Regions from separate parts of the Homo sapiens genome. Here region 2 is linked to region 1. The links are chromatin contacts, found by Hi-C or POLR2A ChIA-PET in ENCODE. All regions are on one chromosome and are shown on one strand. The core of a region is the stretch at or near the end of the contact, and the rest is flanking DNA. Distances in the headings are between cores, read along the strand shown. Region 1 has its middle 46 kb from the start of CYP46A1. Region 2 overlaps EVL (Enah/Vasp-like).

Region 1 (3,849 bases), core at 712-3,211:
GGAGGTGATGGGGAGGCCTCCCAGGTTCAGGCTCCTGGGCTCAACAGCAGGGGCAAGGGCCCCAGGGACAGCCCACCGCACCCTCTGCCCTCTGGCCCTGAGATGGGGCAGGCCGCCACCTCTCGGAGCCTCGTCTGTAGCACAGGGGCCTGGAGGTACAGGAAAGCTGGCTCAGGGTTGGCCGTACAGCGCGCCCAACAGTTGACGCTCATGGCCAGCACAGTGTGACTCGAATCATCGGGGATCCTCACCCAGTGTCTGCCACTGGCCGATGGGCTCTTGCCCTGGGCCCAGGGTGCTCCTGTGCGGGCTGCTGCTCATGCCGGTCTCTGCCTGGCCTCGCCCTGGGCCCATGGAGCCCCATCCAGGGCAGGCTCCAAACGGGATGCAGCTAGCAGGTGTCCTGCACAGGGACCTGCAGCCTTACCCTTGGCACCCAGAATTAGCAGGCTGCCTCCCGCAGGGTGGGGGGGACCCCTCTGCCTGGCCACCCGGGGTCTGGTCCCCGCAGGGGCTGCCCAAGAAGTGAGCACCAGGTAGGTGACTATGGTTTTCTCTGGTGAGAAGGATTTACTGGGGAGAGGCTGCGTTCCAGAAGAAATGAGTGTTTTTAAAGCTCCAAGCCAAGGCAGGGCCTTGACTCTGTCCCTCCCCACCCCTGGCCCTGGATTCAGAGAAATGACCCTCCCTCCCACTGTGAGTCCCCTTCCGTCTGCCAGAAATACCCCCAGTGACTGCCGGGGAGGGTGCGGGTGGGGGTGGGGGTTATTTTTGGACATCCAGAGATGCCTGAGGCTGGAGCCCGGGGTGAGGCTGGAGCCCGGGGTGAGGTCCGGAGCCCAGGGTGAGGTCTGGGCAGATGTGAATTTAGTCACTCCAACTGACTGGACCAGCATAAGGCGCTCGGTGCCCGCTCAGCCAGGACTGCCAGGAGGGGCCGGCTCAGGCTTCTGCCAAGTCCCATCCAGAACCTTCCCAGGTGGGCAGCTAATTGCTGGGACACAGGGCATGGTCCTCTGTCTACCCACATTGGCTGTCACTGAAGCCCAGCAGAGCCACCGCCTCCAGCCCCAGCACCCAGAGCACAGAGGAAGAAAACCTCCCACCTGGCCATAGCTGGGCCAAGGCTCTCACCCCACACCCGGCAGCCCAAGGTTCCTGAAGCCACCCCCAACCCAGCCTAGGCTCCTAGGCACCCTAGAGGGCTGGGCCAGCTCAGGGTCTCCAGCCGCAGGTCGCTAGGGCAGAGGGCAGGGAGGTTTCCAAAGGTTTTCAGAGTTCAGCAGCTCAGCCCTGGGTAAGCTAGTGCCTGGGGAAGGCGGGCCCCCAGGAATGTGCAGGCTGGAAGCCTCCTGCCGGGACGCGAGCGTAGATCAAACACGTCCAGGTTTACAGAGAAGGGGACAGGCTCAGAAAAGGCTGCCACTGGCCGAGGTCACAAGAGAGGGAGTGGCAGGGCAGGGCGGGGCCCGCAGTCTCTGGAGCCGCTTAGTGAGGGCATCCCCCGGGCCTCCCCGGTGGCAGCAGCAGCCTGCACCCCGCCCGAGCCCCCCGACCCCACGCACTTCCCGCCAGAGCTGCGCGTTCCCGCCCGGCGCGCCTCCCGGCCGGCCTGCCAGCGCCCCAGACCCAGGCCCGGCTCCCGGCGAGGCCTGCGGACCCACCCGCCAAGCGACCGCTACACCCGCCCGGGGGGCCGTGCCTGCGCCCCCAGCAGCTGCCAGACCTCACCGCGCCTCGGGAGCCCCATCTGTGAAATGGGGGTGGCTATCCCACCCCTACGCCGTGGCCAGAGCTTGCCACTGCCGACCCCCGGCCTCCCCGCTGACCCCGCTTCCGGGAGCGGGGCTGGCGTCCCCTCGGCCCACCCACTCCGCGCCTCGGGACCCTCCGCGCCTGGGGCCGGCGCCGCCCGCTCGGCCTGGGCGGGAGGGCGAGCCCGAGCTCTGCGCCAGCGCGCCACCGTGCGGGTCTTCCGGGGACTGCGCCGCCTTGCCTGCAGAAAAGCCCTCCCTTCCCTGCAGGTGACAATGACCAGACTCACAGTGCCAGAGCCCGACCCTCGTGTGGACACTAATTCCCCTCCAACCCTAGGAAGTGGGTCCTATTATTTGTCCTCCCTTACAGATGGGGAAACTGAGGCCCAGGCAGGTGGGGGCAGGATTTGACCCCAGGTAGCCTTGCTGCACAGCCTTGGGTTTAATCCTATCCATCTTGCCTGGGTCCCGGGGGTCAGCTTCACCTGGACTGGCGGCACCGGCCCATGCACATTGGGATCTACTGGGAGACTTAAAAAGAAAACAGTTGGGCCAGGCGCGGTGGCTCACGCCTGTAATCCCAACACTTTGGGAGGCCTAGGAGGGTGGATCATCTGAGGTCAGGAGTTCGAGACCAGCCTGGCCAACATGGTAAAACCCCGTCTCTACTAAAAAAATATATTAAATACAAAAATTAGCTGGGCGTCATGGCACATGCCTGTAATCCCAGCTACTCCAGAGGCTGAGGAACCCAGGAGGCGGAGGTTGCAGTGAGCAGAGATTGTGCCACTGCACTCCAGCCTGGGCAACAAGAGTAAAACTACATCTCAAAAAAGAAAAAAGAAAAAGAAGAGTTTCTGGGCCCCACCCCAGAGGCTGATTCACCTGGCCCAGGTGGCTTCCCCATGCAGCATGGACTGAGAGCCACCTGCCCCTCACAGAAAGCCCAGTCTATGGAAGAGGAAGTGGCTCAGAAAGGAAGGGCAGGATGGCCCCACCGGCAGTGACAGTGGGGCTGGGGGGTTCTGGCTCTGCACTTCCCAGCCATCTGGGATTCCTGGGGCGTGCAGAAGACAAGCCCAGGCCTGCAGGGATAGGGCATGCTGAGCCTGTGGAAGGCCACTGGATGCAAAGGGCCATGGGTTCAAGTGCTGACTCCACTATGGCCCAGCTGTGGCTCTGGCCTGGACTTCCCCATCTGTGAAATGGGGCATAGTTGGCTCCTGTTTCCTGGCAGGATTTGAAGAAATCATGGTGTGAAGGCTCAGGCTCAGCAACAGACAGATATTTGCCAAATCAGGGGATGGTCAAGCCGGGAACTTGAAGTCTCTGGAGGGAGCCGATCCCTCCAGGCCCCTCCAGACAATGCTGGGTTGCATTGCTGCAGTACTGAGGCTTGGTGGCCTGTGGCCCTTTTAGATGGACTGTGAAGGAGGTGCTGTACTGTGGGGACTAGGCCCAGCCACAGCAGGAGGCAGAGGGCATGGACTGTGGGAAGCGTGGGCAGGTGTGTGGGTACTGGTGAACCTCAGAGACTCAGAGAAGGGCTGCAGAGGGCGGAGTGGGGGGCACAGCAGAGCAGGTCGGGGAACAGTGCCCAGCTGGGGGCTTGGGAACAGGACGCTGGGAGACAGCAGCATTTGGGGTGGCTGTGGGAAGGGGCTGCTTCTGGCCAGGGATGAGTTTGACCAGGTGGCTGGAGGCTGAGCCCGGGCATACCATTCTCAAAGTGAGTGGTGAGTTTGGGGGCCCCTCAGACAGCGAGCTGGAAATGGAGAGGGTGGAGGGTGCAGCTTGATGATGGGCTGGCCAGGTGCCCACGTGGTCAGGCGAGGTGCTAGGGGAGCAGGAGGACCCTCGCTCTGCAAGAACGCTGCAGTTCTCGAGGCATCCCGGGGCCCGACCCTCTGCCCAGAGGCCGGGGTGTGCATTCTCAGGGCCCACCTGGGCTGGGGAGAGGGGCAGGCTGGGAACCCAGACACTTGTCTCCTCCATTCTCAGAGCCACACCAGGCCCCACCTGTACTGAGCATGTCACTCCCGCCCCTGAGTCTCAGTTTCCTTATCTGCTTGATGGGACCATCCCTTGGAGC
Region 2 (3,765 bases), core at 68-2,567, 380 kb before region 1:
GGCACGGCCCTGAAGGCCACATACCAGGCACCGGGCATCTTCGTGTCATGTGAACTGCCACGGGCCTGTGGTGTCATTCCACCTGCTGATGGAGGAGGTGACTTGCTCAGGGTCACACAGACCCAACGTAGCCCGGCTCCAGGACATGCACTCTTCCTGCTAGACCAAGCTGCTCCCACCACACTTCCAGGCACTGGAGGAGAAGAGGAGCATGTTCTCATCCTGGCTTCTCTTCCTGACTGGGTCATATCAGGAAGTGGTTTGGGCCAAGTACAAACTTCCTCCCTCTGGGGCTCAGTTTTCCTGGCTGTGAAATGAGACAGACACTGTGCTATCTCCATGGCACTGTTAAGCGACAACCAGGCAAGACACAGATGCAATGCAGGAAGGAACCAGCCCGAGTTTCACAAAACTTCAACCCTCTCAGGCCCGATGGTCCTCTTTTTATTATAATGTTTTGTAATGATCCTTGCATTATCCTGAAGTGAAATTCATAGATTACATAACCTACCTACCTAAATTCGGATATAATGCCTTACATGTACTGCAAAGGAGAGAGAAAAGAGAAGCAGTCTATAATAAAATGTGCATTACAACACATAAAGGGCCAGACCCAGCTACACTAGGAGACGGAGGCGGTCCACGCTTGCACCTACCCACAGACCCACTGGGAGTGCTGCTGCTGCAAATGGGATGTGACGAAGGGGAGGTCTATGGATGACTGAAACGTCACAGTGACGATGCTGGAGATAGGACTTTACGAAACAGAAAACAACTCTTGGTAAAGTTACAAACAAAATTAAGTATGATTTTCTTTTGACGGATGCAGTAGTCAAATTCCTAGAAAATTCAGCACATACTAAACCTGGTTAAAAAAATAAGTGCTTTTTCTTAAAACAGAGCAAGCTCTGGCTTGAGTTTTTCAACTGCATGTTTTGGTGGGACACGCAAGACAAGACTTCACTGCGCAGGATGATCCTGCACATTGCAATGTGCACCTGTCCCCGCTGTCCCCTAAATCGCCAACAGCTCTCCGTTTCCACTTTGTCTCTGGTGAGAGCTTCTTGTCTGGTCTGACACTGCCATTTCAGAGTCTAGAACATCAACACCTACAAAGAAGACAAAACGTAACTAAAGCCACATGCGAGGCAAAGGCTGAGTGGGGGCAAGAGCCTCCTCCCGGCTTGCAGGGCAGGTTCTCCCCCGACTCAAGGAAGCTCATGGACAGTCAAACTTTCTGCAGAGTTTCAGACACTGTGGCAGGGGAGGCATGTTCCCTATTCAGTTGGGATGTGGCCAAGCGGCTGCTGCTGCTACAACCACTACTACTTACTGCTAGTCACCATCACAGCCCTTCCTGCTTGTGCTAGGCTGTCTGTCTCAAATACTTCTACAGCCATCGTCCCCTTGGACTCTCATGCTGCGAGACAGACATGCCACGGATAACCACCTACATTTCACAGACGAAGAAACCAAGGTCCAAGAAAGGGAAATGAGTTGCCCAAGGCACATGCAAAGAAAGAGCACAGCCAGGTCTAGCACCCAGGTCTCTTGGTTACCTCAACACCATGACCTCTTACCAAGCAGATGACAGCTTACCCGGCACCCTGAAGGGCGCCTTGCCTGGCAAAAGACTGTGGAGGACAATCAGTACTCTGTCTTCCAAATGAGGATACTGAGGCTCGAAAATGTCACTAGACCTGATGAAGTCACACAGTCAGCAGATGGTGGGACTAGGGCAAGAGCCAGGCCTCCTGAGTCTCAGTCTGGAAGGCTAGAATTGGGGTCCCTGTTCTTAGAGGGTTGCTGAGATTCAAAAGGTGAAAAGGCTCATGCAGTTATCACACATATCCTGAGTCCCCGTGGTGTGTCGCCTCTGTACTTGTTCTAGAGAGGCAGGGATGACTGAGACAACACAGGTCCTGCTCCCAACAGGACTAGCGTGCTAGTAGGGATGCTGGTACCAAAGAGGTGTCCTGAATAAAACATGCTAAGTAGCATGATTGAGTAAACATGCAGGGCCAAGGGCACTGGCTGCAGCTGCCCAACAGGAGGCAGTAGATGGAGCAGCAAGGAGGTGGCCCTGGATGTTGGCATGACCGGCACAAGGTCTGACCCTGGGGCCCCGTGGCTCTACAAAGCCCTCTGTGAGGCCAGCTCCCATCCCTTCTTCTCCTTCAGCTACAGGAGTAGCTCCAAAAGTTAAAAAAAAAAAAAAAAAAAAAAAAAAGTAAAGAGAGGAGAAACTGGATTATATACCCCTAAAACCCTTCCTATCTTTAAATTCACTTGTGACTGCAGCTCAGCGGGGGATTATTTATCTACACATTTGATCTCACAGTGCCATGTTTCTTTCTCATGTTCCTGCAGTGATTCATCCAAGGAAACTCTTTCTCAAATAGGCACTCAGACTTCTGATAGTTCCAATAAAAATTATTATGAGGACTGGTAACTGTTATGACTATTTTTAATGCAGAACTACCTCATCCCCATCATAACGGGAGCTTTGCAGGGTTTATAAAAACCTTGCCAAGTTCTCTGAGAACTTTCTGAGGAGCAGAAAAACATCTTTTGCCCTGGGGCCCTCACACTAGTGTGGAGAGCTCCTTATTCCTTAGAATTGTCTCAAATAAACCAAGTGGCCACCTTCACCAATTAGGAGGCACAACCCAGAGAATAACTCATGCTTTGAGACAGTATTATCCACATAAATAACCAATTAATCCAATATGAGAAAAGGAGAAGCTAAAGCCAGAGATCTGATCAACAATGAAAGTAATGACTTTCAGCTTTCAGGACCAGATATTACAATAAAGAAAAAGAAAAGTAACGGCTGAAGGTCTGCCTGAGAGGAAGAAGATTTAAACCACCACCATCATAATAAATAGAAGAACTCAAAAGTCAAGTCCCCTGGGGCTGCTGAATGCAGAGGTAGACTATGTACTTGTCCCCGGCCCAGTGCCACCTGAAAAGGTCACAGTGGGTTTTAAAAAGACAGCAACTATTTACCAAACACTTACTTGGTGTTAGGAACTGTCCTGAGCACTCTAAAGGGATGATCACAGTTAGTCCTCAGAACAACCAACGGGCAGGTACAGGTCAGGCGACTGGGGCACAGGGAGATCAAGTAACTTGCTCAGAATAAGTACATATGCACACACACACGCTCACACGCACCCTCCTGCAGCACGTGCATGCATATACCCACAGCACACAGGGCCCTGGGTGCCGGGATGTGAAAAACGCAGAGAAAAGCACATACCTCCTTGCCCTCAGGAGCTTGTATCTATGCACTCAACACTCAACAGCTCTTTTGGGTCTGTGGATGCATCATGCACTGTGATGGGCGCTGGGATCCAATGGGGATCCAGGTCAGCTGCTGTGTCTCTGCCTCTCACAACAGCCTTGTGGGAGACCAAACAGCAGCCGGGCCTTAATGTTACAAAGTGGTGAATGGCAATGGGGAGCATGGGGAGCACATAGAAGGGGCGCCTCATCCTCACCTGGGGTGGGCATGGGGGGCCACAGAAGTCTTCCCAGAGAAAGGGAAACCCAGTAGGAGAGGAAAGATCAGTACATGAGCAGGCAAAATGAAGAGGAAATGGATAAAGAGAGGCAGAAACCAAGTGTCCCAGGAGGCCAAGCGGGGAGACAGAAGTTGAAGGAGGAGGAAAGCTTTGCTGAGAGAGCACTAGGCTGGATCCAGAGGGCTGGGGAGGATGTTGATAAGCAGAGATGGTAAGAAAACATTCCAGGGAGAGAACA

Evidence for each region. Hi-C counts contacts between places; a loop is a spot of excess contacts on that map. ChIA-PET counts read pairs that join two places held with the same protein, here RNA polymerase II (POLR2A). Pooled maps may share reads with other maps.
Region 2: a map of ascending aorta shows a loop between it and region 1 (2.4-fold over the local background). The contact joins two enhancer-like sites. A Hi-C loop is called at or near these places in 1 of 168 maps with a recorded cell type or tissue (ascending aorta) and 3 of 50 pooled maps. POLR2A ChIA-PET finds 5 or more read pairs at or near these places in 1 of 52 experiments (Panc1).

Annotation. Positions count from the first base shown.
Region 1 is chr14:99,728,248-99,732,096 of GRCh38, reverse strand. No RefSeq gene overlaps it. Among named protein-coding and RNA genes, the nearest start is that of CYP46A1, 46 kb to the right of the region's middle. RefSeq lists an enhancer at 1-535 and a silencer at 1,857-1,976. Within about 2 kb of position 1,961, at least 10 of the 41 ENCODE cell types and tissues checked have a DNase peak (open chromatin) inside an H3K27ac peak, as active enhancers do.
Region 2 is chr14:100,103,368-100,107,132 of GRCh38, reverse strand. All of the region lies in intron 3 of EVL (Enah/Vasp-like), which reads right to left. Among named protein-coding and RNA genes, the nearest start is that of MIR151B, 4.3 kb to the left of the region's middle. Within about 2 kb of position 1,317, at least 12 of the 41 ENCODE cell types and tissues checked have a DNase peak (open chromatin) inside an H3K27ac peak, as active enhancers do.